Regions from separate parts of the Homo sapiens genome. Here region 2 is linked to region 1. A link is an interaction called in ENCODE POLR2A ChIA-PET data of the cell type or tissue named here. Cell type or tissue: PC-9. All regions are shown on one strand. Each heading gives the region's core, and the rest is flanking DNA. Links, peaks and the distances in the headings are about the cores only.

Evidence for each region. ChIA-PET counts read pairs that join two places held together with the same protein. Peaks named below come from ENCODE experiments on the same cell type or tissue, not always from the same donor. Only the 100,000 strongest peaks of a DNase experiment are listed, where the experiment ranks them.
Region 2: POLR2A ChIA-PET joins it to region 1 with 5 read pairs; 2 of 35 experiments call an interaction of 5 or more read pairs at or near these places.

What each region holds. Positions count from the first base shown.
Region 1 is chr20:58,330,647-58,338,660 of GRCh38, forward strand. The region is part of intron 2 of RAB22A (RAB22A, member RAS oncogene family); the gene reads left to right. Among named protein-coding and RNA genes, the nearest start is that of RAB22A, 25 kb to the left of the region's middle. In PC-9, for the core only: no CTCF peak of the experiment used is centred there; no DNase peak of the experiment used is centred there.
Region 2 is chr20:59,078,503-59,086,516 of GRCh38, forward strand. No RefSeq gene overlaps it. Among named protein-coding and RNA genes, the nearest start is that of SLMO2-ATP5E, 40 kb to the left of the region's middle. In PC-9, for the core only: a CTCF peak has its summit at 3,737; DNase peaks (open chromatin) are centred at 3,869 and 4,679; H3K27ac peaks cover 1,594 bases.

The sequences.
Region 1 (8,014 bases), core at 1,519-6,518:
GTTCAGACGGTTGTGTTGGGATGTCGCCTTATGACAAATCCTTATTCTTGGGACACTATCTTTGCTTCTGAGATATGGCCTACCTCATTATCATTGAAGGTGTCCAGTGAGCCTCTGGATTGGCAGGATTTAAACTCCCAACTTTTCTCCCCTACAGTTGGAAACAACTGAAATCTCTGCTCAGCTCTTTTTTTGGCCTTCCAGCTGTTGCTGTCCATTGGACTCCTTGGCATCTCCCCAGTTGCATGTGCAATTATAGGAATCAGCTGTGGCTCTGAGAGGAGTCTGTGTATGGATTTGCAGCTCCTTCTTTTCTAGAACATCCCCTCTCTATTTCCAGCCACACTGGCAGCCCTGAACCTCATCCTCTGTCACTTCTAGCCAACGCTGGTGGTTTGTCCTCACCTTGATTTTTTATCACTTTCTTCCTCTCTTACTGCATTTCAGCCACATGGCCCTTCTTTTCAAACATTTGAAAAGAAATACAGAGACCCAACTCAAGGTCTCTGTATTTACTGTTTCCTCTTTTTGAAATGTTCTCCCCCCTCTAAATATTGGAATGGTTGGATCTTCTTCCCTTTTAGGATTCCTCCAAGTTTTTGCTATCATCCTATCTCAAATTGCCACTCCAGTCACTATCACCACACAGTGTTTTTTTTAATCTTCGTAGTAAATATTAAAATCTATAATCATCTATTTGTTTATTTATTGTCAGTTCCTGCCACTTGATTATAAGCTGTATGAGAAGAGGAACCGTATCTGAAATGACCACAGACAGCTGTATCCTCAGCCCACAATAGACGCTCAGTAAAAAATTATTATTGAAGATTTTCATAATTATATACATTTATTGTCTATTTAACCAATCTCTTATTGACCGTTCTCTTATCAGCTTTTACCCCCATTATTCCATTGAAACACCATTGTTGTAGAGTTTGACTAAATATAAACCACAAATATAATTCGCTTTTTATTGTATTTGCCCTCTAGAAGTATTTGGCATTATCTTGACTTTTTTTTTTAATCCTTTGGTTTCCTGGGATACGGTTCTGGTTCTCCTTTCTACCTCTTGGGGCTTCCTCCTTCTTGTGTTTCTTGGCTTCAATGTCCACCCCTAAAATGTCACAACAGAATTTCTTGCATAGTCTGTGTCTCTTCCTAGGTGATTTCATTCACACTCAGCACTTTGATGGCCACCTTTCTCTAGTGACTCCAGGTGACGGGTATTTAAACAGAGACACCTGGGACTCCACATATCTACCACTGAACTCCTCTTTCTCCTCGGTCATCCCCAAGTACCTTGTTCTGCCTTGCCATAAGGGAGCATTTAACAAGTCCTTCGTACAACCACTGTAAACAACAACTTAGCAAAAATTATCAAATGTAAGTAGTAATGATAACGATGGGCATATTATATCCTTTAAATGTAATAACTCAGTCCTTTAAACAATCCACTATGCTTTCCAACTCATAAAAAGTCACAAGAGACCATCATTCTCACCCAAACAGCCAAAACAAGCAAGATAAGTTTTTAAAAGCCCATTAGGCAGCTGAGCACACAAAGAAACCTAAATAAACTAAACTTCAATAAGTGATAGACCATTCAGAAGAGAGCCGTAGCTGCTCTCATCCTCTATTGAAACAGAGGGACAGGGAAACTTTGCCATAGATGGGAACAGTTGGGCTCTTAACTGTGGAGACTTGAAGTGGGGCAGGTGAGCTCAGAGCAAACTCTTCACAGGAATTTCTACTTTTGCTGGGCATAGGGTGACAGCAGCCAAGGTGCAAGAATCCATGGGTGGAGCTGCAAAGCAAAGGAATCTCTTAAAAATCTTGATCTGATTCACTGACCCTCTCCTCTGCTGTGTCCAGTCATCTTATAAAATGTCCATATAAAGTCAGATAAGTAGAAAGTATCCAAACTGAAATGCAAAGAGAAGAGAAAGATATTTTTAAAAGACATCCAAAATCTGTAAGGTGCTGTCAGTTTCACAATTGGCTTCCCTGAAAGAAAGGAGAAGGACAAAGGAAAAGAATAATTCAAGAGATAAAAGGTAGGAGCTTTCCACAATTGATGGAAGTGATCAATGTATAAATCTGATAATTTCTGCAAACTCGTCAGGATAAATACAAAACAAACCACAACTCCACAGTCTAGGTATATCATAGTCAAACTGCTGATAACCGGAAATAAAGAGCAGATCTTAAAAGCAATCAGAAGAGGGATAAAAAACATGTTATATACAGGAGGACAGTGATAATAATTATCTCTGACTTTTCAGCACAAACAGTGGAGGTCAGAGTATAATGATACAGCATCTTTAACATAGTTTAAAAATATATATATATAGGCGGGGTGTGGTGGCTCACACCTGTGATCCCAGTACTTCTGGAGGCCAAGGCAAGTGGATCACCTGAGGTCAGGAGTTCAAGACCCAGCCTGGCCAATATGGTAAAACCCTGTCTCTACTAAAAATACAAAAATTAGCAGGGTGTGGTGGCGGGTACGTGTAATGCCAGCTACTTGGGAGGCTGAGGCAGGAGAACCACTTGAACCCAGGAGGCGGAGGTTGCAGTGAGCAAGATCATGCCATTGCACTCCAGCCTGGGCGACAGAGTGAGACTCCATCATAAATAAATAAATAAATAAATAAATAAATAAATCCCGCCAGCTAATTCTGTATCCAGCAATAATTAATTAATTAAACCTGCCAACTAATCTGTATCCAGCAAAAACTTTCTTCAAAAATAAAGGTGAATGGAGACATTTTCAGACAAAAGCTGAGTTTGTCTACAGTAGGCCCATATCAAGAAATATTAACAGGAGCCTATTTCATCCAGCTAAAAACACTATTGGCTTTAAATATATATGTAACAATTATATTGTTTGTTTGTAACATATGAAGAAGTTAAGTAACAGGCAACAGGAGCACAATGGATGGGAGGGAAATATATGAATATGTGGAATTCAGCTGGCAGAGTCTTACATTGTTCATGAAATAGTATAATATTTGGAAGTAGATTGAAATTTAAAGATGCATACTGTAATCTCTAGAGAAACTATTGAAAAAATAGAGACACACAGAGAGGTATAGCTGAAAATCCAACACAAGACATAAAATCGAGGGCCCAGTGCCATGGCTCACACTTATAATCCCAGTGCTTTGGGAGGCCAAGTTAAGGGATGAATGCTGGAGGCCAGACGTTCAAGACCAGCTTGGGTGGCATAGCGAGACCCTGTCTCTACAAGAGAATGAAAAAATTAGCTGGATTTTATGAGCCACACCTTTAGTCCTAGCTACTTGGGAGACTGAGGTGGGAGGATTGCTTGAGCCCAGGAGTTCAAGGCTACTGTGAACCATTATTGTGCCATTACACTTCTTTAAAAAAAAATTTTTTTTTGGCCAGGCTCAGTGGCTCACACCTGTAATCGCAGCACTTTGGGAGGCCGAGGCAGGTGGATCACCTGAGGTCAGGAGTTTGAGACCACCCTGGCCAACATGGTGAAACCGCGTCTCTACTAAAAACACAAAAAAACATTAGCTGGGTGTGGTGGCGGGTGCCTGTAATCCCAACTACTTGGGAGGCTGAGGCATGAGAATCGCTCGAACCTGGGAGGTGGAGATTGCAGTAAGCAGAGGTGGCACCACTGTACTGCAGCCTGGGCGACAAGAGCGAAAGTCCATCTCAAAAAAAAAAAAAATTCTTTTTTTTAAGAAGCTGAATACTGCCGTCCATATTTGATCTATCCAAAGAAGATAGAAAAAGAAGAGCAGAGAAACAAATACCAAAATGGGAAACATTAAACCTGCCATATAAATAATTATATTGACTGTAAGTTTTCTTATTTTGAGCTTTTTTTTTTCTTTTTTTTAAATTACAGACTTCATGTTTTGCCTGGGATAGGGACAGTAGTTAACTGGAAATGGGCATGAGGAAACCTTCTGGTCATTGGAGATGTCATGCGTCTTATTCTGAGCAGTAGTTACACAAGAATATTTTTGATGGACTCCGTGATATAAAATATATCACAATGTCTGTGAATATAATGTCTGACAATTTTACTATGTTTACCAACTTTGTACTTTTTTTTTTTTTTTTGGCCTTATTGTATTGGCTAGACCCTGTAGTCCAGTGTTGAATCAAAATGTATGAGTAGACATCCATGCCCTGTTCTTAGGGAATAGCTAAAATTAAAAGAGTAACCAAATGTTGGCAAGAATATGGAATAACTAGAACTCCATAAATTTCTAATAAAAGTATAAATGGTTTAACTACTTTGGAAGACTCTTTTTATGTTTATAAAAACACTTGTACAAAAATGTTTATAGCAGGCTTGTTCATTATAGCCAAAAACTTGAAACAACTTAAATCTCTCAACATAAGAATGGGCAAAGTGCGATATAGTCACGCAATTGAATACCATCTGGCAATAAAAAAACACTGTAGATGAATTTCAAAACCATTGTTAAATGAAAGAAGCTAGACACAATAGAGTACCTATTTTATGATTCCATTTATTTGAAATCCAAGGACAGTTAACCCTCATCTCTGAAGTGGAAGTCAGAAACGGCTTGTGTGGAATGGGGACACTCTTAGTATGCTGTTATGCCGTCACCTCATTCCCTTTGCCTCAGCAGTTCTGCTTCTAGGTCTTTGTCGTACAGATAAACTCACATCATTTCTAAACCAATTAAAAATTCTCCAAGGTTGGCACTTGCAGCATTGTTGATGAGTGGGGGTCTGATTATATCCATCATGGTGCAGGTACTCAATATAATACAGGAAAAAAGCCATCTTCAGAAAACTTGATATACTTAGGTTGGATGATCTCCTAGGTATAGGATAGAGAAAAAAAAATCAAAGGTATGTAGTATGTATTGCCATCTGTGTTTAAAAATAAAAGAGCATATGGGGAAACTGTATATGCATGTGCTTTATCTAAACCTAATGTATTTCTGAAAGGAGGTCTAAGAAACTGCTAAGATCAAACTTCCAGGGAGAGGAATTCAATGGCTGGAAAAGGAAGGTGGGAGATGTTTGGGTCTATCCTTGTTTTGTACGTTTTGAATATTGAAACATATGACTGTATTACCTATTTTAAAAATTAAAGAATACAGTTACAGTTTGGAAATAACTGAAATAGTTCATCACACACAGAGTTGGCTGAACTGACAGAAGCCTGCTACATAGACTTGCTGAGAACTCTCCCTTTCCCTCACCGCAGTTGATACCTTGTGGATTTTGTATGTTAGTCTTAAGTTGTCCCTTTTGTCCCTTCCTGCCCATCCTATCTTTGTCCAGGATCATTTCCATGGGCCGCTTAGCTTGCTTCCCCTCCTTGCTGTTTGTTTTCTTTGTTTGTTTGTTTGTTTGTTTTTGAGACAGTCTCTCGCTCTGTCGCCCAGGGTGGAGTGCAGTGGCACGATCTCAGCTCACTGCAACCTCCACCTCCTGGGTTCAAGCGATTCTCCTGCCTCAGCCTCCTGAGTAGCTGGAATTATAGGCGCCCACCACGACGCCCAGCTAATTTTTTTGTATTTTTAGTAGAGATGGGGTTTCACCATGTTGGCCAGGCTGGTCTCGTACTCCTGACCTCAAGTGATCCACTCGCCTTGGCCTTCCAAAGTGCTGGGATTACGGGTATGAGCCACGGCGCCCGGCCGCTGGTTTTTTTTCAATTATCCAGCCCAAAATGTCAGCCTTGCTGTTCTTTTTGACCCACTTCCCTTCGTCTTGTCTGTGCCCTCACAGGGCTTACTGTTCCCCAATTTTTGCCTACATCATCTGTCTCTACTTCTGTCCTGGAGGATCCTTAAAAGTAGAGACTTTAAGGATACTGCCTGGAATCTGGGGGGATAAAAAGTATTTTATTGTCTCTTGGGAAAAATAAAACTAGTTCATGAAACTGGTAGGTTTTAAATTTTACCAATATTGTTGCTTAGGCAAGGCTCAGTTTAAAAAAAGAGAGTGATTTTTTGAAATATTCAGTAGTAATTCAAACGAAGCAACATAATGCAAATGGTACATAGAAATGTACCTTTTTTAAAATATTTTTAGAATATCTCTGAAATATTCACTAGTAATACAAATGGAGCAGCATAAATGGGGTGGCGGAGCTCTGGCCTCCAGGAGATTCTGGCTTACAAGGAACAGGGCCTCACACCAAGGAGGCACTTGTTACCAGCCTTCACCTGCCTGGAGCCTTCTATGTGGTCACCTAACTGCACTCTGCCCACCCCACCCTCCAAGTCTAACCCTGCAGAGCAGCCAGGCTGCTGCTTGACATTCATGATTCTCTACTTTGATTCTTGCCGTTGCTCTTCATGGAATGGGACCCCCCTGGGGGTCCTCGCCCATCTTCTCCCTCAACTTTCTGGCTCAGCCCCATACTTCACCTCTTCTCTGAAGGCTTTCCTGATGCATTTGTTTCCTCTTGCTGCTTTAACACATCACAGCAAACTGAGCAGCTTTAAAAAACACACACTTACTCTTTTATAGTTCTGGAGGTGAGAAGTCCAAAGTCAGTTCACAAGATTAAAGTCAAAGTATTGACAGAGCTGGTCCTTCTGGAAGTTCTGAGGGGAGAATTCATTTCCATACCTTTTTCAGCTTTTAGCAACTGCCTTGGCTTGTGGCCCCTTCTTTCATCTTCAAGGCCCGTCATTCTCTTCTCCATTTCCATGTTCAGATCACCTTCTCTTCTGGCTCTCACTCCTCTTGGTCCCACCTGAGTAATACAGGGTCCTCTCTCCATCACAAGATCCTCAATTTAATCACATCGGGCAGGTCTCATTTGCCATTTAAGGGAATCTGTTCACAGGTTCTGAGGTTAAGGTGCAGATCCTAGGATGCCATCACCATTCTCCTGCTCACAGTCTGTCCATTCTTCACTTACCTCATAGGATAATTACCTGGTAATTATCTATTCACCTGACCAGTACCCCCAGTGTAAGCCACTTGAGGGCTGTGATGGGCTCTTTCTCACCTTGCCTGCCTGGTGTTCCTGCCATGTGGTAGAAGTCCAGGTGTTTGAAGGAGTGAACAGATTGCCCAGTACAAATAGCACTGTAGTTCAGAGCACAGACTTGAGGTTCGACTGCCTGGCTGTGGATCCTAACTGCACCTCTCACCAGCCCTGTCTATTCTGTGTCCCATCTGCAAAATGGTGATGAAGAATAAAACCCAGCCTGGAGCCCACAGTAGAGGGATTCAGTTGGGTCACATGTGAAATCATTAGAAGAGTGTCTAACAATAAAGTCAAGACAGTTTTGTCATTGTTGATTTTGTTTTTGATGTGAAATGGTATATGTTATGTAAATTATTATTGACAAGTTTAGGAAAGGATAAGCTTTTTGCTATTTAGTTATGTTTGTTTATTTTTTTTTATTTTTTTTTGAGACGGATCTCGCTCTTGTCGCCCAGACTGGAGTGCTATGGCGCAATCTCAGCTCACTGCATCCTCCATCTCCTGGGTTCAAGTAATTCTCCTGCCTCAGCCTCCTGAGTAGCTAGGATTACAGGGACCCGCCATCACACCCGGCTAATTTTTGTATTTTTAGTAGAGACGAGGTTTCACCATGTTGGTCAAACTGGTCTTGAACTCCTGACCTCAAGTATCAGCCCGCCTCAGCCTCTCAAAGTGCTGGGATTACAGGCTTGAGCCACCGTGCCCAGCCTGTTTAAAGAAATCTTTTCCTTGATTTTAAATATTTTCCAAAAAGTTTTTAGGCTGTATGATGAACATGTAGAAGGTGATAAAGGATTTGCTTAGGATGACCATGAACCTGTGGAACAGTCCGTTGTGCACCACTCTGCTTTAAGTGGGTATCGACTGCTTGGGAGAGATTACTATGCAGAGTTAATCCTTAGATCTCATTAGCCTAAGAGATGGTGGAGATTCAAGAAAAGGTTAAAGGTGTGTGTGACTATGGAATGCACACAATACTTCACTGAATTTATGGATACACTTGAGACTTCCGGCTTCTTGAAGCCACTCTAACATAAGCCAAAT
Region 2 (8,014 bases), core at 1,899-6,898, 750 kb after region 1:
TAAGAATATGAATGACAAATCATGTTGTTTTCCCACATGGAATAAAAGTACTTTTCCTAGGGCAGAAATGATTTGTTCATCATGACCATAATGATCATCTGTACCATGCGTCTAGGCTAGAAATTCACCCCCCACAAACCTTCCATTTACTCCTAATTTCCATGAATTAGTTATTTCAATGCTCCCCAAATAGTCTAGTTGACTATAAACCTTTTCATACTCCTTAAACTACAATAACCCTTGATTTTAAAAATAGAGCCTTGCATTACTAATGCTATACCAATTTTTAAACACCATGCTCTGAAAAAATAAAAGCCTATTACTGTAAGTTTTATATTAAGTTTTTCTGGAAGTGGGTACATACAAATAACTGCTGTGCAATTTCGATGTACAGGAATAACAAAAAATACTTAAAAATGTTACTCATCTTGTCCATAGAATATTTATTCTTCAATTACTAATTACACGTAGGACTTTCAAGGTGCAGAAAATGGGCACTTCTTTGGTAAGCAGTGACACATGTCATCAACTCCACAATTTTACTTTAGGATCCACAAAGTGGACCGCCACCAAAGAGGGGGGTCTTTCTTGCCTTGGTAATGACAACTACATACACCATCATCATCATCTTTTTTTTTTTTTTGAGATGGAGTCTTGCTGTGTCATCTAGGCTGGAGTGCAGTGGCGCGATCTCGGCTCACTGCAACCTCTGCCTCCCGGGTTCATGCGATTCTCCTGCCTCAGCCTCCCGAGTAACTGGGAATCCAGGTGCCTGCCACCACACCCGGCTAATTTTTGTATTTTTAGTAGAGACAGGGTTTCACCATATTGACCCGGCTGGTCTCGATCTCCTGACCTTGTGATCCGCCCGCCTCGGCCTCCCAAAGTGCTGGGATTACAGGCATGAGCCACTGCGCCCGGCCCTAAACTATCATCTTCTTAACAAAAGGTTAAAGAAGCCCAACACTATGATGGTCACACAGCAGAGGGAAGAACAGACACTGTCTCTAACGAACAGTAATGATCCGTTTTAAAGGGTGGCATCTAATTGTCCAAGGGAACTACCTAGTTTTAGGATTTAATCAAACCAATGAGTTATTCCTTAAACCCAAATTATCTTTTTAAATATTTATCTACTTATTTATTTTTTGAGACAAGTTCTCACTCTGTCACCCAGGCTGGAGTGCAGTGGAGCGATCTTGGCTCACTGAAACCTCTTCTTCCTGGGTTCAAATGATTCTCCAGACCCAGCTTCCTGTGTAGCTGGGACTATTTATGTAAGCCACCAATGCCCAGCTAAGTTTTGTATTTTTTAGTAGAGATGGGGTTTCGCCATGTTGGCTAGGCTAGTCTCGAACTCCTGGCCTCAAATGATCCACCTGCCTCGGCCTCCCAAAGTGCTGGGATTATAGGTGTGAGCCACCATGTCCGGCCCTTGAACCCAAATTATTGAACCTGAACAACCCAATGGTTATATGTGATTGCTTATAAATTAAGCTGTCTCCATTAAAGGGCTTTTCACGTAAATTTAAAAGTGTCATATCTCATGGATAATTTTAATGCACAGTATTGGTCGTACGCTAAAATATAGGGGAAAATTCTCACGTGCAAATAAATAAAGGTTTGTACAGGTTTGGTACCAGCAGGTTTTAATGCAGGGAGTGGTGTTTTTTTTTTTTTTTCTTTTTCCCAGAGATCCAGAGATATTTTGGAAAGAATGAGTAACTTACAAACAAGGAGTCAGGAATGACAGGAATATGACAGGAAATGTAAATTGGATCAATATTTCTTTTTTTTTTTCTTTTTCTTCTTTTCTTTCTTTCTTTTTTCTTTTTTTTGAGACAGAGTCTCATTCTGTCACCCAGGCTAGAGTGCAGTGGCATGATCTTGGCCCACTGCAACCTCTGCCTCCTGGATTCAAGGGATTCTCCTGCCTCAGCCTCCCAAGTAGCTGGGATTACAGGCGCCTGCCACCATGCCTGGCTAATTTTTGAATTTTTAGTAGAGACAGGGTTTCGCCATGTTGGCCAGGCTGATCTTGAACTCCTGACCTCAGGTGATCCACCTGCCTCGACCTCCCAAAGTGCTGGGATTACAGATGTGAGTCACTGTGCCCCGCCTGGATCAATATTTCTTGAAGGCAATTTGTCAATACATGTCTGAAGCCTTAGCTTTATTTTTTTCTCCAAGAAATCTACTTTTAGGGACATATATGGAAGATACAATAAATTTATGTAAAGATTGTGCCACGAGCATGTCCACCATAGCATTGCTTATCAAAACAGAAAATTACTAATTTCAATGTCCACCCTCAGGGCACCAGGTAAAACAAATCGTATGTCCACACCGTGGCATTAAAAATGAGGCAGGAAGGGAAATGTAAATCCAAAACATGATGAGATACCATTTCATACACACTGCGTTGGCCATCATCAAAAACTGGAAAAGAAGCTTTGGTGAGGATTGGAGAAAGTAGAATCCTCATGCATTGCCAGTAAGAATATAAAATGGTTTAGCAATTGTGGAAAACAGTTTGACAGTTCTTCAAAAATTAAACATAGAATTATCCTACAACCCAACAATTCCACTCCTACCTGAATACCCAAAGAATTGAAAACAGCAACTGAAACAAATACAGGTACACGCATGTTTATAGTAGCTCTATTCACAATAGCCAAAAGGTGGAAATGACCCAAGTGTCAATCAGCAGAGGAATGGATAAACAAACGGTGCTGTAGGCATGCAGCAGAATGTTATTCTGCTATAAAGGAAGGAAGTTCTGATATTTGCTACAATGTGCATATAAGCCTTGAAAAAATTATGCTAAGTGAAAGACACCAGACACACAAGGTAACATATTGTGTGATTCCATTTATATGAAACATCCAGAATAAGGCAAATCCATAGAGACGGAAAGACTAATGGTTGCCAGGGGGCTGGGAGGAGGAGTGAGCCGGGGAGGGACTGCCTAATGGATATAGGTTTTCCTTCCGGCGTGATGAAAATGTTCTGGACCTGGGTAGAGGGGGTGGTTGTACAACACTGTGAATGTACTAGTGACACTGAATTGTTAATTTAAAAATGGTTAATGGTTAATGTTACGTTACTTTTTCCCTCAAGATAATAAAACGATGGAGAAGAATATTTCTTGAAAAGGGAAGATGTTCACCACATATTTGGGGGGAAAAGTGTAAAAGTAGGGAAATACTATCGCAAGGACAAAAAACCAAACACCGCATGTTCTCACTCATAGGTGGGAATTGAACAACGAGAACACATGGACACAGGATGGGGAACATCACACACCGGGGACTGTTGTGGGGTGGGGGGAGGGGGGAGGGATAGCATTAGGAGATATACCTAATGTAAATGAAGAGTTAATGGGTGCAGCACACCAACATGGCACATGTATACATATGTAACAAACCTGCACGTTGTGCACATGTACCCTAAAACTTAAAGTATAATAATAATAAAATTAAAAAAAAGTAGGGAAATAAAAGTGGATATAGGAATTATTGTACTTGCTAAAATAATTTTATAAATCAACACTATATATAAAAATATAAACACATATGAATATGTATTTTATAACATATAAAGAATACATAAACGGACAAAGGCTTTACAGAAAAAAGCCCCTAGTGGTGATTCTCGGGTAGAGGGATTATGTGGTAGGATTATGGTTGACTTAATTGTTTTCTTATCTGTCCTTCCAAATATCTCATAATGAGCATGTCATACTTTGTATTAAGAAAAAAATTGTATAGGTGATATAATAAAAATAGGAATGTAAAATCAGGATTATGTATGTCTGTTGACTCATAACATGCCTCCATAGAATCCAGTAATAACATGGATAGCTTTTCCATGAGCTCATCTGTATGATCAGGCAAATGGTGTCCTGTGAAACCCAATCACGCAGTGGAAAGCAGGATATACCATGCTGAGCAAACAAGTCAGGCACCCTCAAGTGGCTCCACTGTGCTATTCAAAGACTTCAGCCTCTTAGTTGAGATAATATTGAGGTAATTACAGTAACATAATTAAGTTATGTGACTTTGGAATGCACTAAAAAGAAATATACTTAAAAGAAATAGCATGTCAAGAAAATAAGCCAACCTACTGCATTTAAATAATCCTTTAACAAAATGTAATTTGCTTAAAATCCTTAATAAGAGCTCATTCTTTTATTCATAAAGTATATCAAAATGTGATCAATTTTCCTATAATGAAATAAAATCTGATATTTGTTTACTATTTTTTACTACTATTTCAAGTTGCTGTTAAAAGAAAGCTACCCAAATGAAAATATCTGTATTTTCATCCTTTAAGAAAACTTGGTAAAAACGAAAAATTTCAAAACAGGGAATCATGTGACTATGAATTGCATGACATTAAAAAAAATGGAATTATTCTATGAAAGAATGAGCTTTCACTGCATTTCAAAAAATTTCAGTTTTCCTGCTTCTATAGTTACTTTAATTCTTTCAGGTTCTCTCTGTAAACACAATTGCTTGTCTAGATGTTACTAATTGTTATCATGAAGGTTCCCTTCTGATCTCACCTAATTTTCTTTCCTATTAGCAGAGGCTGATATTCATTCATCCAAAAAGTATTTGAGGAGTGTCTACCACATTCCAGACCACATGCTCAGAGCCTGGTGGACTGAGCATCACTGGCCCTACCCTCAGGCCATAAATGGGCTGTCCAGTGCCGAGAATAGCAGTGCCTCACAGGCATTTGGTACATATGCATTGAATATTGGCCTTAGGAGGAGGGATCAGGGTGAACCTGTGTGTACACATTACAGCCTCTCCCAGGGTTGTGGGTTGTCCATGTGAACTTGGGCATTATTACATCATGGCAGGTGGATAAGGGCTAACATCCATTGAGCATCCACTGAATTCTGGGCAGAACGCTGAACGCTTTACTTGCACTAGGTGATTCACATCCCATTGATCTAGGGACTACCATCACCACACTCTACAGATGTGAAAACTGAGGCCCAAGGCAGTTAAATATATTACTTGCCTGGGGTCACACGTAGTGAAATCTGGCGATTGCATCTTCCTGCCAAGGGCATGGAGAAAGAGGAAAGTGATAAAGACCAGAGGTGTGTTCTTGGGAATGCCCTCCAACTAGGGGAAGAGGGGACAGGACAGCAGAGCGGCAGGAGAAAGGGCATGGAGGGACTTCCTAAATTCCTATATGTTCAATGAATTACGAGGATGCTTCAAGAAAAGCTGGCTCACAGGAAGTTTGGGCTGGACGGGAAGGAGGGCCCAGAAGCACTTGGTATCTAGGAACTGGGGGCCTTCCAAGGAGTACCTTCAGCTACATGGGTAGGATATGGCTGAGTTCCTGGGCCTAAGAAGGCGGCTGAGCTATGGAGGCAAGGTGTTTTTCCCAAAAGGCTTGGAGTGGCGGGCGTGAATCCGCTTAGAGGGATGTCTTGAGTCGGGAGAGAATCCAGGCAAGAATTGCTTCAGGCCAGGATGAGTTAGCAGAGAGGCTGAAGACATTTGAGAGCTGAAGGCTGGAGAAAGCTCCGAGAGGAGCTGAGAGACAGGGCACAGTGACCCCCAGCTCAGCAGAGGGCAGGGGAAGGAGACTTTTGGCTCCAATGGGGAACTGAAGAAGACATCTGAGTAAAATATTAGGCAGTGTGATCTGGCGTGAGGCGGGAGATGAGGTGGGCAGGCAAGACTCAGCATGGCTGAATGGGCAGCTTGATGGCCCAGGCACATGCTGGCTCCTTTGTCATTCCAGAGGGTGACTTTCTGTTCCAGGCTAGTGATGCCATTTTTTCCCCATTCACGGTAGTTTCATAAAGTTCTCTTTTAAAATAAACCTATTTAGATAAAATAAATAAATCCATTAAGGGAAGAGGAAAGCAAATAATGGTACAGATGGTGCAGGGATGTGGCAAAAATTGTGAAGGGGTGTGGGTGAGTGAAGATTGGACAACATTGCATACAGGAGCACATTTCCTAGTTAAAAATCATTTAAAATTTAATTAAAAAAAATTTACAGTTAATTGCTTCACCTGCAATGCTGGAAACTGTCTAGGTGGGACCGAATCTGAGCCAAAACCAACACCCGCCCAGGGAGAAGAGGGTTGAGTCCTTGGCAGGGGTTCCCGGCTGTTCTTGGCAGAGAATGTGGCCTGGAGAAGCTGTCCAGCTGGCTCGAACATGTGGATTTGCAGCTGTACACTCAAACCGGGTTCCATACTATTTTTTTTTAATGAACTAGTTACCCTTGTTTCAGTGCCCCATTAAAATGTTTTTGGGCTGGGTATGGTGGCTCATGCTTTTAATCCCAGCATTTGGGAAGGGTGAGACAGGAGAATCGCTTGAGCCCAGGAGGTCGAGGCTGCAGTGACCCTTGGTCACATTGCTGCACTCCAGCCTGGGCAACAGAGTGAGACCCTGTCTCAAAAAAACAACAAAAAAAATGAGGTTTATGAAATGCTTTTCATTATGAGGATTAGAAATACTTGGATTTTCTCTGTAATGAGAATTATGAAACCAGTTGGGCCACTCAGCCTCTCTAGCCTGGGCAACAGAGTGAGACCCTGTCTCAAAAAAATATATTTTTTTGCCTCACGCCTGTAATCCCAGCACTTTGGGAGGCCAAGGTGGGTGGATCATGAGGTCAAGAGATCAAGACCATCCTGGTCAATATGGTGAAACCCCGTCTCTACTAAAAATACAAAAATTAGCTGGGTATGGTGCCACGTGCCTGTAGTCCCAAGCTACTCAGGAGGCTGAGGCAGGAGAATCATTTGAACCCAGGAGGTGGAGGTTGCAGTGAGCCGAGATCGTGCTATTGCGATCCAGCCTGGTGACAGAGTGAGACTCTGTCTCAAAAAAAGAAAAAAAAAATTTAATGCTCCTGTTCAGGCAATATTTTGTTTTGTCTTACTCTATAACTTCAAGGCATTTCAAAAGAAAATTAAAAATCTTTGCTCTAATGGGCTAAGAAGCAAAGGAAATGGACTGATAGGGTTTGATCTGACGGTGTCCTCTATGGCCAACATCATTGCGTCTCTGCTGAGAACCCATAGCCTTTTTTGATTCTGGGCACTGAGACATAAACAAGACCTAAAGACAAATGCCAGCTTCTTATTAGATTTTAACCTTTCTTTCAGATTTTCTTTGGAATACTGAATGGACTAATCAATTTTCCTATTTTCATTCTAGAAACTCAAATAGTACTTGCCAGGTAGAGATGAAAAGACAGTAGGTTCCAGAACCCTTTCTTTCTTCTAGGACATACACGGGGCACACAAGCAGTTTTATAAGTTACAAACATATGCAGAGAATAAAATTTTAACATAAAAGAAAAGTGTGAAATGCCTCATAACATTAACTTTTATTCATGTATGGAGAAAAATCACTATTTCCCCCTATTTGCTTCATTTAAAAATTTCCTCCAGTGAAATACAATTAGTTGCTGAAAAAAGGTAACCCTAGGAACAAAATGCTGTGCACCTGTGTCTTCTAGACTTTCAGTGGTGTTGCTGTGCCACCCTCAGCTGTCAGGTCAAAGATTAGTTAGGATGAAACTTTTCTGGGGCAGAATGAATGCATAATTGCATTTAAAAATGAATCTGCTTGATACTCAAGATTACTTGCCTGCTCCATCCGTGAGATTCATAAAGAAATTAGGTCACTCAGTAGGACATAAGTTCAAAATTAAGACATTCCAATTTATCATGAGGACAAAGTACAGTTTCAAACAAAATCTTCTACATAAAGAAAGATTCAGCTAAATATCCATTAACCTAAAAATTAACAAAGGAAAACTTTGAAGACACAAATCGTGATTTTAGGGGGTCTTATTTTCTAGACAAGTTTTGAAAACATCAAAACATGGTTATGTAAACTGCTTTCAAAGATAAGACCCTTGATTACTGGTGCTGCAAAAATAGGAAACAAATATCAAATGATATAAAAACACTGAATTTGATTTTACAGCACTTCCTTCAAAACTCCAATTAAATTAA